2 separate regions of the Mus musculus genome follow, and region 1 is linked to region 2. Evidence: chromatin loops called from intact Hi-C (ENCODE). Cell type or tissue: left cerebral cortex. All regions are shown on one strand. Each heading gives the region's core, and the rest is flanking DNA. Links, peaks and the distances in the headings are about the cores only.

Region 1 (11,442 bases), core at 2,210-10,209, 54 kb before region 2:
TAAAGATTTATTTATTTATTATATGTAAGTACACTGTAGCTGTCTTCAGACACTCCAGAAGAGGGCGTCAGATCTTGTTACAGATGGTTGTGAGCCACCATGTGGTTGCTGGGATTTGAACTCCGGACCTTTGGAAGAGCAGTCAGGTGCTCTTACCCACTGAGCCATCTCACCAGCCTAACAACTCACATTCTTCTAAAGGATTAGACAGGAAAACTCTGCTGGTCATCTCTAGGGAGCACAATTTAAAAGTGCCTTCTACTTTTAAAATTATGTTTTCCACAGTCCCCCAAAGTCTGGAAACGCTAGTTATTTTAAGTAAGTTTACAGACTAGCGTGTGCACATTCCTAGGCTCTGTGTATCTGATGCTTAGTGAAGGCATTTTTACACAGTGCTGGAATGATTGTGCTTGGCTAAGAACACACCTCCTTTATCACAGAGAAAAAGAATCCCAAACCCATGCGCCGAGGTCTCAGAGAGCGCCTCAGCCTGAGTCTGCAATTGGAGATGTGGGCGTTCAATAAGCATCCCCTTTAAAACTGCAACCGTCAGGAAGGGTGAAAGACGAGCCTCCACAGAACAGAAGGCGGCCCTGCTGCCCTCCTGTAAAACCTAGCCATACTACAAGCAGAAAAAGCCACAGGGGCCTGGAGCGCTCTGCACACGGGAGCCTGCCTGGAGAAGGGCAGGGCATGGAGACCTGAGGGGAAGCTAGGGAATGAGAGAGAAGCTCCCCTGCCTTGGCAGAACCCACAAGTAGAGTGCAGGGGAGTGGAGGCCACTCGGGTGGAGTCCAGAAGCCCCAACGTCTCCTCCTCCCACCCCACACACCTTTTCCCACAGACCCATCCGAGGCCCCTGGAAAAACTAAATTGCTACTTGAAGTAAGACGCTAAATAAAAAAGCTTTGAAGCCAGCCTGGTGAGCTAACGACAGTTTATGGGGACACATTTTATGGGAAATGACCTCCCCATCCCAAATAACCAAGCTGCAAACCAACCAGGATCCAGTCCTCCTGCACAGGACCTATTCCCTGCAAGACACTGCCCTCCAGACATTATTTCACGGAGAACACGGCTTCCAGGCTACGTCCCCCAAAAAACAGTACATCACTGTGAGGCAAGAGCATGCCATTGAAGAAATACAGTTGGCAGAATACAAACCCAAATCAAAAACAAACAAGCAAACAAAGCAAACAAGCCTTCAGAGCCAGGACTATCACAGAGCTCACATTCACAGCCTCTCCAGTCTCAGGTTGCCTCTGACAAGGAACCCGGAGGCCCTGGATCCCCTGCATTGACAGCTTAAGATCATAACACAAGGAATTTTACAAATGACCCTTGGGAAAAAACCCAAAAGTAGCCCAGAAGCTGGCGCTGAGCAGGAGCTCGGTAGCATCACTACAGCCCAGCACTAGGTGGGTGGAGGCAGAAGGACCCCCAACTCTAGCCAGCCTTGGGCACAGAGTGAGACCCTGCCTCAAAACAAAACAGCTAAGCATGGTGACCCACATATGTGACCCGAGCTCTTGGAAGGGGGACGGGGGGAACAAGAGGATCGGACACACAAAGTCATTCTTGGCTATTAAGGTGATTTTTAGCCAGGCCCAGTGACCTTGTATCAAAAGCACAAGCTGGATACAGCAGTGCAGGCCTTTAATCCCAGCACTCAAGAGGCAGAGACAGGTGGATTTCTGAGCCAGTGTGGTCTGTACAGTGAGTTCTAGTCCTAAACAAGTTCTGGATATGTAGCAAGTGCAGAGAACAGAGCCTGTCTGGAGATGTCAGGAGGAAAATGGAAAGAGCCAGGGGATTTGGAGATACACATCCATACCTGTCTCAAAAAACCAAACAAACGACCCCCCACACACACACCCCAGTGTGCTGGATTTATCACCTCCCATATGTGACAGATGTGACATGTTTGCATCCAGTGAGTACTCACCACACCCAAACACTCTGCTCACATCAGACCACAACTCCATGAGGAAAGTTTGATAAACCTCATTTTAAATTATTTTAAAATTATGTATGTATGTGTGTGTGTGTGCCACACACAGCATGTGAGTGGAGGTCAGAGGACAACATTCAAGTCAGTTCCATTCTCCCACGCGTGGGTTCCCAGGATGGAACTTAGGCTGCCAGACTTGGCAGCAGGCACTCTTACTGAGCCCCGGGTGGCTCAATTTCCGTCTACTAAAGGACACATATGGTGACTTGCCATATAGTCTGTGTAACTCAAAAATGTCCACAACCTTCCTAAGGTTGTTTGGTTGTTTGTTTTTTCCCTCTAGTACATAGGTTCTGGTCCCCAATGTCCCTTCCCTATTCATCTTCAGAGACACTCATTTCAAAAGGAGTCTGCCTGCCTGATAGCTACTCTTTTTTTTTTTTTTTTTGTGGAGACAGGGTTTCTCTGTATAGCCCTGGCTGTCCTGGAACTCACTCTGTAGACCAGGCTGGCCTCAAACTCAGAAATCCACCTGCCTCTGCCTCCCGAGTGCTAGCTACTATCTATGTCTTGATGTCAACACTAAAGTCGATTAAGACACATCCATAAGGCCAGGCAGTGGTGGCGCACTCCCAGCACATGGGAGGCAGAGGCAGGTGGATTTCTGAGTTCGAGGCCAGCCTGGTCTACAGAGTGAGTTCCAGGACAGCCAGAGCTTCACAGAGAAACCCTGTCTCGAAAAACAAAAACAAAACAAACAAAAACGACACATTCATAGAGATTTTGTATAACTTAAAATAAATGTCTGGTTTTGAATTCCACGTGTTCATATATTTAGGGGGGGGGCGCCACAAAAATGGTGCTTCTTTTGATTTTCAAATTTTCTTCCTCCTGAGACTTTCTTTGGGACCACAAAAAAGGAAGTGTGGTGGAAGGTACATCAAACACTATCAAAGTACGAGCTGAGTTTAGCCAACCTAGCCACTCTGTAAGAATTTTCCAGTCCTTCTTAACTACACGGAGTCAGCAAACTGCTTTCTCCTCCTCCAGGAAAGGGGGTCTCTACTGGAGCATCTGGCCTCTGTCTCTGCCCTAGTTACTTGAGATGGACCACAACGAGGCCACAGTGTAAATAAAAGTTACAGACGACGATGCCACCAACCCTCTCATTTTGTACAAACAGCCTCTTAAAATTAGTGGTTTAGACACCGTGGGCAGTTTCTCTCAATTAACTCTGCAGATACTGAAACCCCCAGAGCCAAGCCTGCAGGACGGAAGGAGGGACGGAGGGAGGGAAGACATGCAGGGTGGGCAGGACATGCATGAAGGAGCCTGGCGTCCGAGCGAGGCCCAGGTCCACCCGAGCGGAGTCTCATAAAGAACGCAGCCTCCTGGATCCCTCTCGCCCCGACCCCAGGCAACTCTGCCCCCAGGTCCAGAGCCTTTCCCCTGACCGCGCTCTGCCCGCCCGCCCTGGCCGGGTCGCCCTCACCGCCACCCGCCTGCAGCCCAGGCCGTCAGCCCTGCCTCCTCCGTCCCCAGAGCTCCTCAGACTCGGGAGACCCCCCGAGCCACACCCCTTTCCCACCCGCACGCCCGGGCCCTCCAACCGCCCTACCTGGCGGCGGCTGCCGCTCGCCCTCGGCCATCTTCTCCGTGAGGAGCCGGAGCGGATGCTCGCCGGTCCCTCTCAATGTTCACCCCGCAGCTCTCCCCGGCTCCGCCAAGCTTCCAGCAGGGAAATGAGCGCTGACTGGCTAGGACCGGAAGCCGAGAATTACAGTCACTCGCGCGAAGGCGGCAGCCATGCCGGTGCGAGGCACTCAGGGAGCATGCCCACCAACGGCCGTCTCGCGGCGGCCGCGCCGACCGAGGCAGCGGCCATCTTGGTGCGGGGCGCCGAGGAGCATGCGCACTAACGGCTGCCGCCTGCAAGCCAACTGCGGCGCTGGCAGCCATGTTTGTGCGGGGCGTCGGGTTCTGTTTGCTTGTTTGTTTGTTTGTTTGTTTGTTTTGGTGAGGGGTGATGGAGGGAATAGGTATGGCAGCAGTATTCTTGCGGAGCAAGGCCACCTGTCATCTTCTTTGTGCATGCCTCCACCCAAGCAATCTGAGACAGTCCCCAGTCAACAGTTGTGTTCTCCTGCCATTCCTAGAGTGACGTTCAAGGACACCAGTCAGACTTGAACGCACGTGACCGCCTCGACAGCTAAGGTGGCTTTCGGAGGCGGAGAGCACGAGCGGGACAGCGCCTACCGTTGTGACCCCGTGACGGGAGCCCAGCGCCGGGCTGCTAACAGCTGAGCTAGAGGTCCGTCTCCGCAAGCCCCGCCCTCTGCGGCCACTCCCCGGCTTGGGCCCACCCCGAGATCGGGGCGAGCGGCCGGGGACTGCGAGCCACCAAAGCTCCGCCCCGTGAGTCCTGCCCCACCGGCAGCCCGCCGGGCCCGGTGGCCGCGGGGCCGCCTCTACTGGCTAGCGGCAGTGACTCGGCGACCTTGAACCTAGAACCGGAGCCGCGAACCCACTGACCCCAGCACCCCAGCAGTGGCGCAGTCTTTACCCAGCGCGAGGGGCGGAGCGGACCAAGTGTCCGCAAACAGACTGGGACGATGTTAGCCTTTGCTGCCAGAACCGTGGTGAGTTCGCCCAGCAGGGCCATGGACGGGACAAGACGGGCGGGCCTCCAGCAACGGTCAAGAAAACCCCAGACCGGCTGGTAGGGTGCGATCTGCAAGGTGGATAAAGGAGACCAGGTAAGGGGTGGGTTCGATCCCAGAAGAAGACTGAGAAACCTAGGTTCAAGTCTTTTGTACCTTTCCACTCCACTCCTCCCTAATGCTCCCAGTTATTCGGACTCAGACACCTGTCGGGGCTACTGGTTAGAGAGCTCAGCCCTAGGCTATGCTTCTGCCCGACTAGAGCCACTTCTCCAAGCCTACCCAGTCTCCTTGAGTTCATCAGATGCCCACCCTCCCCATTGCATATTGCTAAGAGAACCTCAGGTGGAGACTAGTACTGAAAATCCCCCAAACAGGCAGGAGGAGGCAGGAGGTGGCAGGCTGCCCCTCACCATCCTTATCTAAAGCAGCTATCCTAATGGTGAGCTCCTGTCCTCTCTGATTCAGGCTGTCTATCCAGCTGTGAACTGGACTGCCCTGTCAGACACTGGGTTGGCAGCTAAGACTGAGATTCTACTAAGAGTCCTGGCAGCACCTGAGACCCTCCTCCAAGTCGTCCCGCCTTCCGTCACCCTCTGGGACCACCTTACTGCATAAGCATTTTAATGCTAGGGAGACTGAAACAAGGAGACAATCAAATCCCATGGTTGTGCTAATAAACTGAGCCCAAATGGGGTCTTTTGGCTTATTACTCACAGCAGAAGCACAAAAGTGTATTTCCCCCACTATTGATCCCAACCTGGATGATCCAGAACTCATTTAGAAAAAACAAACAAACCACCAAAAGAGGGGTGGCCACCAAGGCCCTGAGGTCTGGAAGGGAAACAGCTGGGCAGGTGTGTGGCAATCGTTGGTTGTCCACTAGTGGCCCTTCCCTGGCATCTCCTGTCTTGCACCATTCCCAAGCAGGGCTGATTTCAGGGCCACAGGTTAGCGGCCAGCCTGTTTCCACCCTCCAGCCAAGTTTTCCCACATCAAAAAGATCTATGAAGATTTTGACAGGTGGATTTTTTAATACCTCTCTTGGCTTGCCTCCCTGGCACTGGGCCCATCTAAAGAAGACAGGAGAGAGCTCCCAGTCTCCTCTTACCTCAGTACCTACTTCCAGCCCACTTACCTGCCTTACTCCTCCTCTTCTGGAGGCTAGCGAGAGGCAGAGCGGCATCTGCAGCCCCACAGCTACCACTGCTCCAGCCTTAGATGCTACCACGCCAGTGGCTACTGCCTCACCACCCTTCACGCCTGAATTGTGAGTCTTGTCTTCTCTTTCCAGTCCAGGCAGGTGGCCGCTCTTGCTAGTTTCTGCTCATCCAATTGGTAGCACAGTTAGGCTTAGAGGTCCAGCCCAGGCAGACAGACAGGGCTCACATCCTCAGTCCTGCCATGGAGGACGAGCAGCAGAGAGAGAAGGTATGGAATGGCGCTACTGCCGCTTGCCTGCCACTGTGCCAGCAGCCTGGGCCCTTCCTGTCTTGCTTTCTGCCACCTCCAGAGTCTCCGGGACTCCCTCTTCCTGCCTCTCTCTGCCACCTCTCATCCTCCATGCCAGGCCACTCAGCGCTCTTGCTGCAGCACTACCCACGCCCCTCACCACCGCCCCACAGTGGAGAGAAAGCACAGAGGCTGAAGCCTCCCCCAGAGGTGCTGTCACCAGCTTACCCATTTCCAGTTCTCTCCGATTTCTTAAGCTGGAAGCGGGGGGGGGGGGGGTGAGACATGGGGGGGCTTCGCTTAAAGAGTCAGCTGCCATCTCTCTCGTGCGTCCTGACAGGTGGGAGGTCCCCTTACCTCTGCCACCCCAATAATGTGACTCATCTACACCCCCACCCTTTCCTAGCCTTCCTGCATATATAGGCCCCTGAGAGACGGTACTCCTGTACCTTGAGGGCTGGGCATCTAGGGCAGGCCCCACCCATGAAGCTGTCTTTGCCTCCAGGGGATGGCATATAAGGCCTAGGAGTGTAGTTTAGAAAGAGCTGTGCTTCAGTCTGAGAGAATGAGTAGGCTGTTCTGCATCCCACAGGTAAAACCCCTGGGCCTCCTCAAGCCCTCCTCCTTGATGAAGGTTTCTGGTCGCTTCAAGGCCCACCAAGATGCACTGCCAAGGCTGCCTGTGCCCCCACTTCAGCAATCCCTGGACTATTACCTCAAGGCACTGCAGCCCATCGTGAGTGAGGAAGAATGGGCTCACACCAAGCAACTGGTGGATGAGTTTCAGACCTCAGGGGGCGTAGGGGAACGCCTACAGAAGGGACTGGAGCGCAGGGCCAAGAAAATGGAGAACTGGGTAAGTGAGGTGGCAGCAGCCTGACAGTTGCCTGGGGGCCGTGGGTCCCCCAGAGCTGATACTTAGTTAGGGGCATGGGGAGAAGGCTGGGAACCAGGGTGGTGCATCAGCAGGTGAGGTCATGCTCAGCAGAAGAATTACATGGACATTTTTGAAAAGGAGCTACTGGCTGGGACTGGGCCTCTGAGGTAGAACTTTTGCCTAGCATGTATGAGACTCTGGGTTCCACTCTCAGGGCTGAGGGGAAAGGCAGAGCTATGAATGGCAGTGTCTGTCAGAGGAAGGGCAGAGGAAAAGGGAGCCGCAATATGGCCTGCTTTGGGATAGCGCCTGGGCTGGAGGGTGTTCAGAGCAGGACGGGCAGTCAGGGAAGGAGTGCAGACTTAAGCTTGGTGGGACAGCCTGAGGTTGCTGACCATGTTCCTGGCTCTGGGTCTAATCAGTTAAATTTGTTCAATTTATAAAACATATCTACACTGGCACATGGTACACATTTCTGTATTCATATTATACATAAAGATTAAGGGGGGAAGAGAGCCCAAGCTGCAGGGCAGGAGCCAGGGGCAGTGATGAGGCTGAGGCCTTCACCTGGAGGGGAGTGTGGTGCCTAGGCCTGGCACAAGGAGACAGGGAGTCATGAGGTCCAATGCTGTTTGGAAGACAGCCAATGGCACTTGCTAATACAGTGGGACTGAGGGGTGGGAGCCCCCTTTTTAAAGCAACTGGGAAGAAGGTTACCAATATGAAGCTCAAGAAAGCTGGCTATAGGGGACAGCTGGGTGAAAAAGTCACCCTCAGTGTCCATGGCCCCACAGATACCAAGAGCTACAGAGTCAAGTCCCTTAGGGAGTTCAGTATTTCAGTCTCGTCTAAATACCTGTTCCCATGGACCCTAAGTCAACTCCAGATGATGAAGTTTTAACCGCTTAATTGATGGGTAAATGCATATGCTTATATGTATAGTTTGAGAGATCATTATCAAAAAGTGAAAATAAAAGCCTATGCACTCAGTATGAATGCAGGTTTCTGTTTTTCAAATATTCTCCAAATGAGCTGGTGGGATCAGTAGACACAGACTCTGCATCTCCATCTGAGCTGGTGGGATCAGTAGACACAGACTCTGCAGGGACAGAGCTGTGGGTCTGGGCCGACTACAGTGGGAAACGGGAAGTTCCCGGGGTTGATGGACCTCAGTGGAGTCTGGAGCCACAGGTGGGAAGTAGGAACTAGGTGGGACTTATTAGGGACAAGCATTTGCCAAGCCTTAGCAGCTCAGGGCCTTTGACTATGGAAGTCAGAATGCTGGCCTTAAAAGGATCTTAGAAGCCAGGCGTGGTGGCACATGCCTTTAATCCCAGCACTTGGGAGGCAGAGGCAGGTGGATTTCTGAGTTCAAGGCCAGTCTGGTCTACAAAGTGAGTTCTAGGACATCCAGGGCTATACAGAGAAACCCTGTCTTAAAAAAACAAAAACAGAAGAAAAAAAAAGACCTTAGAGATTCTAGGGTCTAGTGGCTTTCTGACTTCATTGAGCCAAGGACTCTTTGAAGCCAAAGGCTCTGACTAGAGTTGGGGTCATCACAGGACCCTTGAAGCATTGCTGTCTCTGGCAGGAGGCACCTTCTCCCCTTGTCTAAACTGTAGCCTGCAATCCCTGTAGGTGTGAAGGCGCCTGTATGAGAGGGCACCCTTGTCTGTCCGCTTCCTACCACTGAAGAAGCTGAGACCTAGAGAGGTGGACCAAAGCCTACATCCTCACAGTAGCTTTCAGGAAGACCCCCGAGATGTACAGAAGGCCAGCATGCCTCAGTGCCCAGTCCTTGGCTATGAGTCAGCAGGTGGCAGTCACATGTCTTCCCTGCCTATGGCAAGTCACCTTCCCTTGTCTCTTACCAAGGTCCCTGGGTGAGTGGCTCTATGCCACAGGTTAGCCAATGTATATGACGCAGATCCGTTCTGCTGCTGACTGGGACGGGCATGGAGCACATGGGGAGGTCTAGGAACCTTTAAGACATAGGGTATAGCATCATGGTGCATGGCTAGCACATGGGAGACAACACAGGCTAGCCTACTCTGCAAAGCTCTGGGCCAGCCAACGATACATAGTGAGACCAATAAATAAAAGTAAAGTAAAATAAAATAAAATAAAATGCAAAGGGGGATATGTGGAAGTTATGGACAAACACGACTTATTTTAAGTTGTAATGAGCACAAAAAAGGCTGAAGTACTGTCCACACCATGCCTATGGCTGATCCCAAGAAACCCCATCCATGGGGCAGAAAAAGGACCCACCCGCATGTTCTTACTCTTACAATAATTTACCCTCTCAGTGAGGCTGCCCCTTAGGATTGCCCTGATTTTGAGACGAAAGCCAGTGTCGTCCTCCTAGTCTAAGGTGAGTGAGGAGCACCAGTCCAAGTGCGTAGTCCTGCCGCAGGCTGCTGCCCCTTGGACAATTCCCAGCTGGAGATGGTTGGAAGCCCACTTGCTGGGCTTTTTTCTTCCCTGTCATTCCTTGTGCTTTATTCTACATATCTAGGCATGTGTTTTACTTACTAGTGTATTATAATCATTGACAGGGAATTTGTAAGATAAAGTAAGCGCTCAGCGACGGAATGTATGCAGATTAGCGAGTGTGTGGAGTCCAGGATTCAAGCCTCACCAGCACACATACACACAGAAAGAAACAAGAGGAAAGCTGCTCGCTGGTTTATTCCCTGGCCAAGTTTGCTTATAGTTGTTTTCCCAGGTTTTTCTCTAGGCAGTACCAGTCGCACAGGCTCAGGGGAAGATGATGTTGAAGAAGGTAGGGAAGGGGCTGTGAACCTCAGCACTTGCTGGGAGATAGTCCTGCAGAGACCCCAAGGTATCTGGGGTCCTGATCAGCTCTACTCTGGTCCTGTGCAGCTGTCCGAGTGGTGGCTCAAGACAGCCTATCTCCAGTTCCGCCAGCCTGTGGTCATCTACTCCAGCCCAGGAGTGATCCTGCCCAAGCAGGACTTTGTGGATCTACAGGGTCAGCTTCGGTGAGTGTCTGAGACTGGCGCAAGGCTGGGCAGTGCCTGTGGGCAGGGCTCTGTGTGTTTCCAGAACCCTCAAATCTGCACCCTAGGAAACTGGAAAGGCCTTGGCCCTGTGCTTTCATCCCACCAACAGCCTCATCTTACAGATGGGGAAACTGAGGCTCAGAGCAGTGAGGAGACCATCTCCCATGGTCACAAGTCAAGAGGACAGGCTTCTCATGCCAGGGCTTTGCAATCATTCACCCTCCAACCATGCCCTGAGTCCCTCCCACTCTGCTCAGCTGGCCACACAATGACCTTTATACACAGTCCCCTTTTCCATATTCAGCCATGTCACCTGCCCTGGCCCCTGTTCCAGTCCTACCAGAGATAAAAATACTAGCAGCAGGGATCTCTTGCCCAGGAGCCTGCCACTCATTATTGGCACCAGCTTCTCTTAAAGAGACCAGGGCAAGAACAGAGAGAAGCCAGGAGGGGAAAGGAGGGGAAAGGAAGAAAGACGTGTGGCTCAGTGGTCTGGTGATCCTGGACTACACACACACACACACACACACACACACACACACACACACACACACACACACACTAATAAAGGGACCAGGGCTTCTGGTTACAGATGGGACTCAGCCTGGGTTCTCCCACATACTAGATAAAGTATCTTTATTTTACATATCTTACTTCATCCATCCATACTGGGACAGGGGATGGCCTCAGACATTGGGAGATGGTTAGTGTGAGGCAGGAAACCCTGAATAGCCCAAGGAGGAAGAGGTTGACACTAGTGTCATGGGGACACAAAGACTCAGAAAGAGAAAGGGCATGGCCGCTGGGATCCTTGGGCCCTGGAGGGTACCCTTGAATCTCCAATCAGGAATACTTCAGGCCGGCTGGCCCTTGGTGGGAGTCAGTCACTGCCTGCCTCCTATCCTGCCATAGTGTGCCACTGCTGAACAACACCCAGGTCCTTTCAGGTCCTCTCCTGCCAGGAGCGCTCCCCACTGGAGACGGTTCTTACTGCTGCAGGTCTACTTTGAACTCCTTAGGCCCATGTCTCTCGAGGGGCAGTGCTGATTCCACAGGTCCTTCCCACACTTGGCAGGCATCCCTGGCCCAGGGTCCTCCAGTGGATGTCCATATGGCTTCAGATCTCTGCTTCATCCTCCAGGTTTGCTGCCAAACTCATCGAGGGTGTATTGGATTTCAAGTCCATGATTGACAAGTGAGTAGCCCACCCTGACCTGAATACCACCCTTGCCCACACCTACATAATACCATAGCCACCCCTGTCTCTTACACCCACTGTGTCAGTGCAGGCACTTAGCGGGCCCACGTCATTTTCACTTCCTGTTGGCCCAGCTTTGGAAGGGGTTGAGGACAGTGATCAGTGAGAGTGGAGACATTTAAGTCCTCTGCTTCAGCTCCCGGGACTTCTCCTAGTGACATTGACATCCCAGGCAAAATGGATCACAGTTACCTGTAACAAACTGAAGCCCAGATAAG
Region 2 (11,442 bases), core at 2,099-10,098:
TAGATACTTCTCTTACTTTTTGTCCCCCAAGTGTTGTGTTTCCTGCTATGAACCAACTGAGTCATGACAGCTATATGGGCAGATGTTTCTCCCTGACTCTCCCCACCTTCTCATGAAGAAACTGAGTTTTGTCCAACCTAAGCCAGGAGTCCAAAATAACTCATCGGTTGCTAAGTGGTGAAGAGAGGGTATGTCAAGGTCTACTGGACTCTGGGTTCTGCTTAACACAGCAGGAACAGGCAGTGCACCCCAGCAGAGACACAGAGAGAAAAGATAGCCCAAGACCCACTAAGACCCAAAGCCAGATGAGATGTTTGATCACATATTCTGAGACCCCAAGACCCTGCAGCAGGGGTCTTGTTCAAGTTCAAGGATGCTTTCTGAGATCTTCAGAGGAAGGAACACCATAGGCCAGGACAGACCCTGTCTCTCTGGGATGATGACCAAAAGTCACTAGGCCAGCACAAGACATGAACAAGGAACAGATTATCCTTGGTGAGTGGGGGAAGGCATACAGCCCTATCAGGCTGGCCCTAGGGCTGTGGGGGGAGGGGAGAGGGCAAGAGGGCTGGCAGGCAGAGTGAGGTTCAAGGGCTAAAGAAATTGCCACACTGTCAAGGGCAGGGTACATTTTTGCCTAGAGGTTAAGTGGGCTATGATGTGCCTCCAGCCTGGCAGGGCACTGAGTGAGAGACAAGGACATCAAATAGCAGGAGATATACTTCTCAGAGCATTTCAACAAGCCAGCGCACTAGCTCTCTGTGAGGCCTCAGTGGAGTCCTTCTCAGAGCACGCAAGGATAGGAATACTGAGGCTTTGAGAGATGAGGACCGAGGCTGGGCCGAGCACCCTAGCCATTGCCTGCTGCTTGCTTGTATCAAACCTGAGGGCCTTGAACGTCTGGGAAGGCCACCTGGTATTAGAGGTGAGCCTATTCTAGGATCCAGGCAGGAGGAGAGAGGGAAGGGGAGGCCTGGCATCTGTTTGCAGGTGAGTCCAGTTAGCCTTGTCTGTGCCCAAGAGGAAGGAAGGGTCCAAGCTCATCATCATATCCTACCTGTCTCTCTATTCTAATGCTGGCCACCAATCCTGCTCCACATTCTTGAGCAGGTAGGTTATCTGCTCCTCCACCCTGGCACCTTAGGCCTGATATCCCGGCTTTCCAATCCAGGCCCTCCTCTTTTGTGCAAGCCAACCCTACTAATTGGCCTGAGCATTCTCTCGTCCCACTTTGACCTGGCTGTGTTATCAGAACCAGGCAGTACTACAGCTCACTCTGCCTCATGTCCTGTTTGTCCCACCCCTGCACATCTCTGTGGGATCCCACGCAGCCGGGCATTGGGCAACCCCACAGTGAACATCAACAATATTCCAAGCTTCAGTATCTGCTCCTTGCGGAGCCTGGGCAGGGACCTTCCTGCTTTGGCCCCGACCTCCCTAGGACATCCTTGACCGCTGTCCACATACAGCGCTGCCCACAGCCGGCACACCTGGGGGGGGAGGTGCCCGCGACCATACTTTTAGATGCTCGCAGCGTTCCAGGCCCGGGAGTCTCCTCTCTGACCCAGCTCCTTTCTCGTTCCACCCACGGAGCCACGCATCCTCTCGAGCCGCCTGGTCCAGGGGATCCACTCATCCCACCTTGGACACCTTCGCGGGCTGGCTGGATCGCAGACCCCGGCGTGGGCCGGGTTCCATGCTCCGCAAGCCTCGCTTCTAGCCCTGCTGATCTGGTCGCCCGCGCAGTGGCCGTCACTCACCAGGGATCCCATCGCTGGGGAAGGGCAGCGTCTCCTTTCCAGGCGGCAATACAACCAAACCACGCCGCTGGATGGGGAAGGCGTGGCCTCGGGCCGGCCAACACAGCTCTGACCAATGAGCGTCTCCATATCGCTCCGCATCGGCGAGGCCCTTGGCCAATGGGGTGAGCTACGTGATCACGCAGACTCCGCCTCCCTCGCTTTTCGCACCGCCCCCTAAGTGTGGTTGCAGTGTGGAATGTCCTCTTCTCTCCTCCGATTGGTCACTAGGATTAGACAGACACACGGACACTAAAAAGGCGGTGGAGTTAGTGGACACCTGGGGCTTTCTGGGAAGCAGCTGCTTAGAGAGTCTCTGCCACACGCTGGTCCTCAGCGTTGTTGTCACTGGGATGTCACACCTGATTACCAAACTCCTGCGCTACACATACTCTCACACCAACAGGCACACACGCATGCACGCACACGCACATCTACAACCCTTATTTATGCATGGTTTGGTTTGGTTTCTTGGTTTTGGATTTTTTTTTTTTTTTTTTTTTTTTTTTTTTTTTTTTGAGACAGGGTTCCTAAAGGATCTATGCTTTGGAGACTAGCAGGTTTTGTATGTTTGTTTTTTAGTTTGGTTTGGTTTGGGGTTTTGGTTGGTTGGGTTGGTTTTTGGTTTTTTTTGTTTTGTTTTGTTATTTTCTGAGGCGATTTTTTTTTTGTGTAGCCCAGGCTGTCCTGGAACTCCTGCCCTCTGTTGGGATTAAAGCCAGGTGTCACCACCGCACTGCCCGCTGATCTTGAATTCTTGATCCTCCTGCCTCCAATCGCCTGAAGTGCTGGAATTATTGGGGTTTTTTTTGTTTGTTTGGTTGGTTGGTTTGGTTTTTTGGGTTTCTCTCTCTCTCTCTCTCTCTCTCTCTCTCTCTCTTTCTTTCTTTCTTTTTCGAGACAGGGTTTCTCTGTGTAGCCCTGGCTGTCCTGGAACTCACTTTGTTGACCAGACTGGCCTCGAACTCAGAAATCTGCCTGCCTCTGCCTCCCAAGAGCTGGGATTAAAGGCGTGCACCACCACTGCCCGGCGAAGTGTTGGAATTATATACAAGCATGTGAAACTCTGCCCAGCTACATCCAAATTCTAAATTAGTAAATAATTATTATTTGAATATCAGGGGAAAAAAATAAAGGCCAAAGTGAACTTTTTTGGTAAAAGGTGCAAGTAGTGCCTATATAGGCCAGAAGAGGGCGACCTCTGATCGCCTGGAACTGGAGTTACAACTGAGAGGAATTCTGTGGGTGCTGGGAATTGAACCCTAGTTCTCTGCAAGAACAATACACTGGGCTTACCAATTGAGCCATCTCTCCAGCCTCCAGTTACTGATCCTTTTCAGCCAGTGTGAGTTACTGAATAAAGACATGCAATTATAAATGGCTTTAACAGGACAGAGCTGGATGCTGTCTGAATGGTCACTATGGCCAGCTACAGACAGATCCTGGTAAGTACAGAGTAAAGAGGAACAATTTCGCATACAAGACTGTGAACACAGACACTTGGGGCTTGTGAGTTACCAGTGTGTAGTTACAGAGCCTGTTAATGTTAGGTCAGTGGTAGGAGACTGGCAGTCTCCTGAAGTTTTTTGTTTTGTTTTGTTTTATTTTCAAACTCCACATATCTGGGCCCCGCCTGCTCTTAGGACAACACCCAGATGCCTGAACAAACACCCAGATGGCTCAGGTTCACCCCTGCACAGACAGATGACAAAGCAAAGGGACCAGCTGAGGAACAGCTCTGGGTGAAAAGATGAGGTTTTCACTTAATATTATTTTTTTAAAGATTTTTTTATTATTATTATATCTAAGTACACTGTAGCTGTCTTCAGACACACCAGAAGAGGGCGTCAGATCTCATTAAGGATGGTCGTGAGGCACCATGTGGTTGCTGGGGTTTGAACTCAGGACCTTCGGAAGAGAAGTCGGTGTTCTTAACCACTGAGCCATCTCTCCAGCCCTATTTAATATTATTTAGTTATTTTATGTATACGAGTACACTGTAGCTGACTTCAGACACACCAGAAGAGGGCATCAGATCTCATTACAGATGGTTGTGAGCCACCATGTGGTTGCTGGGAGTTGAACTCAGGACCTTTCAGAGGAGCAGTCTGTCAGTACTCTTGACCACTGAGCCATCTCTCCAGCCCAAAGCTGAGATTTTGACAGGTGTGGTGATGTACACCTTTAATCCCAGGACTGGGAAGGCAGGAGCATGTGAATCTCAGTGAGTTCTAGGCCAGCCCAGTCTGTATAGTAGCCAAGGCTACATAGTGAGACCCTGACTGAAGAGGAAGAGGAGGAAGAAGAGGGGGAGGAAGAAGAAGAGGAGGAGGAGGAGGAGGAAGAAGAAGAGGAAGAGGAGGAGAAGGAGGAAGAGGAGGAAGAGGAAGAGGAAGAAGAAGAAGGAGAAGGAGAAGGAGAAGGAGAAGGAGAAGAGAAACAAACAAATTTTGAAGGGTTGGAGAGATAGCTCAGTGGTTTAAAAGTGCTTGCTGGGGGCTGGAGAGATGGCTTAGCGGTTAAGAGCACTGACTGCTCTTCCGAAGGTTCTGAGTTCAAATCCCAGCAACCACATGGTGGCTCACAACCATCCGTAATGAGATCTGACTCCCTCCTCTGGAGTGTCTGAAGACAGCTACACTGTACTTCTATATAATAAAAATAAATAAATCTTTTTAAAAAAAAGATGAATCTTTGAAGCAGGAGCAAGAACAGATGGAGTCAGGCACCAAATCCTCTTCCCTGAGCCACAGGGGAAGCAGTAGAAGCAGGACGTCCTCCTGCCTTCCGGGGACTGAGCGACCGCACTCAAGGTCAGGCCATGCTCATGTCCTAGAGCAGCCCATTTTCTCCACCTGGCAGAAACACGAACTTCGACCTTGTATTAGCCAGGGTTCTCTAGAGTCACGGAACGTAAGGGTAGTCTCTATATAGTAAGTTGACAACCAGGAATAGTCATTACGAACCTCCCAACTAAGAAGGCTCATGCTTGGCTTGAGAGCCTTCTCCCTGCCTGTGAGCTCTCTGTCCTGTCCATCCTTCTCTCAGCCAGATGAGGAAGCAATAGGGCCTGTCCTTAGTTTAGTGGCCCTGCATTATCTATCACCAGGCCTTGGCAGAAGAAACAGGTAAATGTCTAGAAGCAGAGTCCCAGAGAGGATGATGAGAGGAATTGAGAGAGGGACCAGAGACAAAGTTCAAATAAAGGGAAAGTGATGGAAAGGGAAAGACAGTGGCAGGGGACAGGGGGACAAGGGACAGGCAGAGAAGACGACTGATATTAGAGCACTATCGCACAGTGGTGGGGTGACAAGGACTAATCAGATTTCCCATGTTTTAAAACGGCTAAGGATGTAGACAGGGAATGTTCTCGTGACGGGTCAAAAGTCGACAGGCGTGATAAATGAGCTTGCCTTCATTATTCCACTGAAATGGCACACACCCAGTTGTCACTCTGTGCCCTGTGCCTGCTGCATACATAATTTACAGCTAGGAAGCGACACCTGTGATTCCAACAGGAAGATGGAGAAGCCGTGCCCGTCTTCAACTGTGTATTAAGTTTGAGAGCAGCCTGGGCTGCAGGAGAGAGACCTTGCAGCAAAGACCAAACCCAAAACCAAAAAAACCCAAACCAATAAACAACAACAACAAAGCAGGCAAAAGTGCATCGGAGGTCAAGCCCACACACTGTTCTTTCACAGGACCAGAATTTGGTTCCCAGCCTCCGTGTGAGGCTTCTCAAAGCTGCCTTTAATTGCAGCTCTGCCAGATCTGACCCCCTCCTCTGGTCTCTGTAAACATGTGGTGTGTGTTCACATACACACAAATAAAAACAGAAATAAATCTGAAAAGGAGGGAGGGGCTGGAGAGATGGCTTAGCAGTCAAGGGCACTGGCTGCTCTTTCAGAGGTCCTGGGTTCTGTTCCCAGCTCTCAGATGGTGGCTCACAGCCATCTGTAATGTCAGTCCCAGGGGATCCAACACCTTCTTCCGGTGTCTGAGGGCACTACACACATAGAATCCATAGTACATGCAAGCAAAACACCCTTACACATAAACACATTTTAAAAATTAACAAACAAAATAAAAGGAGGCCGGAGAGATGGCTCAGCGAGTCATGGAGCTTGCCCCGAGTTTGATCTTCAGGACTACAGAACTCATATACAAGAAGAAGAGGGGACTCTAGAAAGTTGTTCTCTGATCTCCACATCCATGCTACAGCTTTCTGTGTCCCCTGTCTCACATGCATGTGCTCTCACACGCAAACACACACTCATAATAAAACATAAAATAACATTTAAAAGCAAAAACAGGTTTGGGAAGACAGCTCCATGGTTAAAGAACTTAACTGTACAGCCTTGAGAACCTAAATAAATTAAGTCATGTAAATTCCAGAAGCATGGGCCGCGGGCTCCCATGGCCAGTGTGATGCGAGTATCCCTGCAATGTCATGGTCACGGCGACACCCTGTGCTCATGCACACGCAAGCGAACACACAGACACAAACACAAATATACAGCCACACACAGAGGGGGAAAAAATGAAAACAGGAAAGCAAACAAAAACAAAAACGGGTAGATGTGGTGCACACTTTTAATCCCAGCAGAAGTTTCTGTGAATTGGATGCCAGCCTGGTCTACATTTGGCGTTCTAGGCCAGGAGGGGCCTGGAGAGACCCTGTTTTAAACGAATATATTCCCAACTATTTAAAAAAAAAAAACTAAAATTTGCATAATGAATTACCAAAATAATCAATAGTATAGTGTTACAGTGCATCCGCAGAGACCTCCAGGGTGCACGGAAACCGGTTTAGTAAAACGTTGATTAGAGCGAACAGCCCGCTGGTGGGGCCCGCGGCCGGCAGGGGCAGCAGCGCTCCCCAAAGCCCCGCCCCGCGCGCCTGGCCCCGCCCCGCGCTCGGCTCGGCTCGGCCGCGGACGCGCGCGCGCAGAGGGCGGGCGCAGGCAGCAGGTGGGCGGGGTGCGGCGGGGTGCGTGAGGCGGGGCGGGGGGCTGCCGGCTGCTCTGGGGCCGGCGTGGCGGCCCTGCGTACGGGCGCGCCATGGACTTCAACATGAAGAAGCTGGCGTCGGACGCGGGCATCTTCTTCACTCGGGCGGTGCAGGTGAGGCCTGGCACGACGCCGCTCATGGGGCCCGGATGTGGAGCGCGCCCCGGGCGGGCGGGCAGGCTCTCTGCAGCAGGAGCCCCTTTCCTGCAGCAGCGGCTGTGCGCTCTGGGTACAGCTAGGGCCCCTGTTCTCTTGTCCCCGAGCTGCTCAGGGGAGCTCCCAGCGAGGTCAGCTGCACCCCACTATGGCCCGGAACCCATGGGGGCCTGGGCTCCGGTGCCTGGGCGCCTGGCAGTGCCCGTTTACACTGACAAGTTTGCCCACTGCCCTGGTGCCTGCACAGCCCGGGAGGTGGATGCCCACTGGGTGGTTCAGGCCTCTCTGCACTAGTCTGCCTTCCTCCCCTCCCCCGCCCCAGGCCAGGCTGGCAGGTTGAGGGCCACACAAAAATACCCCAATCTCTTTTGCGAGCCTCAGTCTCCATACCCGTGCAATGGGCAGGTTGGTGCTAATGGTTGCATCCAGTCCCTTTCACACGCTTGGGGAGTCAGGCCGGAAGCCAGGAGTTATTTCCTTTCTGCTCTGCGGGAGGCTTGTTTCCTTTTACTTCCCAGGCCTAAAGGATGTCAGAAGGCTAGGATCTGGCAGGCTCTTTGGGTTCTGTCCAGGCCGGTAATGCTGATATTGGAACAAGTCCTAAACATTTGGTAGAAGAAAGAGAAACTGAGGCGAATTCATGTCTCAGCAAAAGGCTGGAGTCAGGATATGGATGGTAATGCTCCTCATGACCTTGGGGGACAGGAGAGCTTTACTTCAGGGCCTCTGTTTCTCGCTCTGAGAAATGGGGTGAGTGGCCCTCTTTCCTGGGTTGGCTGCAAGTGCAGTTGCTGAGGCTAAGTGCACCTGTGCATCCTGCAGTGACCTTGGACAAGCCATCTGAGCCTCACTCTGCCTTCTGTAAAGCAGGTATGAGGCTCAGCTGGGAGGCCCTGTCTGCTCCAAGGCCGGGGGTGGGGTTCCTGAGGTTTCTGTACCCCTGGTCTAACCCATCTCAGTACCCCAGGAATAAGTTCTGTATGCTGCCCTTGTTGACCTGCTAGGCGCAGCCTCCTCCTCTCCCCCTCAGAGGCCCATGTGGTCGTGTTTACTAGAAAGCACAGGTCTCCCCTGAGGCTGAGTGTCCCAGTGCGGATTGCCACTCCCTGTCCAAGCTTGGTGGGCAACCCCAGCACTAGAGAGAATACGAGGGCCTCTGAGCCTCCTCTGTCTCTTGCATGAGGGGGAAAGCCTGTCCCAGGGTTGGCATGGCAACCACACTATCTCACACATCTGGGAAGAACCTGATCTGCAGCTTTCCTGTCACTGCTGGGTCTTGCCATCTGACCTGGCCAGGCCCACAGAGAGGACTCGGAGGTAGTGGTGGCATACAGCTTCCAGGCCTCACTCTGCCTGATAGGGGCAGGCACACAGGTCACACTGGAGCTGCAGCCAGGGCCCAGGCCCAGGCTGGGGTGGAGGAGGGAGCTGGGAGTGTTATAAATAGAGACTTTCTGTGCTCCACACACCCACCCTCCTGCTGATGCCATTTTGCTGGTAACTGCCTTGGACTGTTTCAGGCACCATCCCCTTCCCCTTTGAAGACAAGGCACTAGGTAGCAGAGGCGGCAGGCACCTGTAGTGTGACCTAGAGACGCGTCTACCATGGGAGGGAGGCATCAGGAAGATGGAGGTGTTCTTTATTACTAAGGTGTAACAGCTCCGATGGGTCAGTGTCCCTGTGCCAGGCACCAGGACACACAAGCACACATTCCCTGTGTGGACCAGTGATAATTTTGAGAGACTCATCTCACCTGCATCCCAAAGGGAGCAAGGCCTCCCCAACTTGAAACCTAAGGACAAGATCCCTTCTCCAAGAGTGATTTTTTTTCAGGGTGGCGTCCCTCATAGAGGGCCCCAGAGTTGTGTCCGAAACAGCCAAAGACTGTGAAGCAGGCGCCAGGGGCAGAGTGGCCTCATCAGGGCAGGGAGGCCACACAGCACGCCAGAGTAGTAGGAATGCTATGCTTGTGGGTGGGTATGGGCGCCACCCTGCTGAGGAGCTTAGCAGTGACAGGTACCATCGCCAGGGCTTCACCCTCACCCAAGTCGAGCAGGAAGCAGTGGGTCAAAGTGGATGCCCAGGGCTCAGGAAAACCCAGTAAACATGTGAACCTGTATGTTTGGCAGCTTCCGCCCCCCCTCCCCCCCCCACTCCATGACACCACGGGGAGACTTTATAAGTGATGACACTGGCTAACACTACCCCTGGGCTGGGTGTGGCTCAGCAGGAGTCTTCTACTCCAGGACATTTGAGGCTCCAGGTTCCATTCCCAGAATTTCCAAAACGAAAACTGTTAAACCCATGCTCTACGCTGGCTGGCTGTTCTGTGAGGTGGGTTTTAGCTGCTTTCCAGGGAGAAACTGAGGCCCAGGGAGCTGCTGCCGCCTCTCTGGTCCTTTTCCTCAGCTGGAAAGTGGGACTCATCACAGCCTCAGAGGGCTGGGTGCTCTGGGAGGGCTGGGACCTGCTAGGATTTGGGTCCTTGGAGAGTTAGGACCACACGAAGGGACGGACAGGAAGGGACTGTGAAGACAGGGAGAGGCTGAGCTGCACAGGGAGCTGAGGGAGGAGGGAGGGTTAGAGGGAGGAGGGAGGCTTAAAGCGGGGAGAAGCCCAGGGCCTGCTGCATAATTGATAGCTACTGAGAGACCTGGTGGCTCCTTGGCCGGCCTCTGTATGATTCATCCCAGGCAGTGGCTCTGCAGAGCCTCCTGCCCCCTAAACCCTGACTCCAGCATAGCCCTTTGCTTGGCCTCAGTGGTCATATCTGTGTAATGGGAAGCTTGACCCTGCTTGCTTCCAATACTGCAGAGACTCTGTGCCCCAGGCTGTACAGTGTGCTCCTTATCTTACACCTGGAGCAGATTTCACCTTTTGCTGCTGGCCAATGACCTGGGGCAAGCCTGGTCACCTGGCTGGAAAAAGCCTTTGCTTGGGGGATATCTGTTCCTGGGCTTTTCGACATTAGATGGCCAGGACTTGGACCAGTTTCCCATTATTCCTAGGTGGCCCACATGGCTCCAGCCAGCTCTGATGGGGGACCCGTGTGACCTGCCAGATTCTGGGTACACTCAGCTGCTGGCTCTGGTGGGCTGGCATTGTTCTCTGTTTGCCACACCCAGAAGCCAAACATTTGGCTTAGCTCCCTCCCCACACTCCCTCCCTAGACACACTGCCCATCAGCAGTGTGTGTATTCACGCTGGGCACAAGCTCAGTTGCCAGCCCCCTCGTGTCTAACCCACATCTCTTCTGTCTTCCCCTCTGTAGCCTATGAGAAGCATTTTTACTATCTGTTTTAAAGGAGAAGCTGAGGCACAGAGAGGCAAAGCCCTCTCTCAGTGTCATAGAGTTCAGTGAACAGAACTGAGGCATGAATAGGGTCTCTGTAAGCTAGAACCTAGATTCTTTCTGTTCTCTGTCCTAGCCCCTCTTTCCCATGGAGACCCTTGCTCTGTGCCCCATCTGTTCCCTAAGGACTTGCTACCAAGTTGCCTCCCTGGTGACCGTTTCCTCAGGGCTCACACTCACTGAAAGCACACATGTTTTTGTGGAGAGAGGGACCAGAGATGCTATGGGGTTTCCAGGAGCCTCAATCCTGACTTAACCACCCCCTCACCCTAGAAAAAGGCAAGCAAGACCCAGGGTGGGTTGTGAGAGGTTCTGACCCAGGCCCTCGCCTGCACTTCTTCCCAGTTCACAGAGGAGAAGTTTGGCCAGGCTGAGAAGACGGAGCTTGACGCCCACTTTGAAAACCTCCTAGCTCGGGCAGACAGCACCAAGAACTGGACAGAGCGGATCCTGAGGCAGACCGAGGTGCTGCTGCAGCCCAACCCCAGTGAGTGGGTGCGGGGCAGAGGCAGGTGGGCACCCATCAGGCTCAGGACCACAGCTACACACCATAAATCCTGTTCAAATAGGGGAGACAAGGAGGTGCTGACTTCAGCTCTGTGAGACTTGGAGCTGTTATTTTATGTCTTTGGGCCTTGGCATCCTGGAAGTCTTCAGTGCAGATGCTGGGGTGGGGGTAGGGCTGTCCGGGGTGTGTTCTCTCACTGCCTGTCATCTTTGGCTTAGACCAGAGAGCCCTGTGGTTTTGACTGCTATCTCCCTACAGGTGCTCGAGTGGAGGAGTTCCTATATGAGAAGCTGGACAGAAAGGTGCCCTCGAGAGTCACCAATGGGGAGCTGCTGGCTCAGTACATGGCGGAGGCAGCCAGCGAGCTGGGCCCCAGCACTCCCTACGGTGAGTAGACTGTGTGTGGGGCACTCACTGTCTCTAGCTTTTGAAGTTCCACCTCCTTGCCTTCCCTCCCCCTCTTTCTCACTTTGGACTAGGTTTTGCTATTTAGGGCTGGCCTTAAATCCCAGAGCTCCAGGGGCTTTGACCGCGAATGCTGGGATTGAGGGCGGAGGCTGTCAGGCCAACTTCCTCTGTTTAAAGTTATACAGATGACCTGAGTTTATGCTAAATG

The links. Peaks named below come from ENCODE experiments on the same cell type or tissue, not always from the same donor. Only the 100,000 strongest peaks of a DNase experiment are listed, where the experiment ranks them.
Region 1: it touches region 2 in a loop (2.1-fold over the local background); 5 of 42 quality-filtered maps call a loop at or near these places.

Annotation. Positions count from the first base shown.
Region 1 is chr2:30,408,460-30,419,901 of GRCm38, reverse strand. It overlaps Crat (carnitine acetyltransferase), which reads left to right and starts at 4,154. Exons shown (of 14, transcript NM_007760.3): 1 at 4,154-4,590; 2 at 6,656-6,919; 3 at 9,827-9,945; 4 at 11,108-11,161. The coding sequence starts at 4,564. Ptpa (protein phosphatase 2 protein activator) reads right to left here and starts at 3,852. Exons shown (of 10, transcript NM_138748.5): 1 at 3,570-3,852. The coding sequence starts at 3,600. In left cerebral cortex, for the core only: a CTCF peak has its summit at 6,234; DNase peaks (open chromatin) are centred at 3,306, 3,847, 4,233 and 6,184; H3K4me3 peaks cover 3,500 bases; H3K27ac peaks cover 3,673 bases.
Region 2 is chr2:30,354,624-30,366,065 of GRCm38, reverse strand. Sh3glb2 (SH3-domain GRB2-like endophilin B2) reads left to right here and starts at 6,750. Exons shown (of 12, transcript NM_001289709.1): 1 at 6,750-6,923; 2 at 10,664-10,805; 3 at 11,085-11,213. The coding sequence starts at 6,861. It overlaps Miga2 (mitoguardin 2), which reads right to left and starts at 1,833. Exons shown (of 16, transcript NM_001242407.1): 1 at 1,761-1,833. In left cerebral cortex, for the core only: CTCF peaks have their summits at 2,993 (motif pointing right), 3,655 (motif pointing right) and 6,637; DNase peaks (open chromatin) are centred at 6,792, 7,371, 8,190, 8,412 and 1 more place; H3K4me3 peaks cover 3,234 bases; H3K27ac peaks cover 3,461 bases.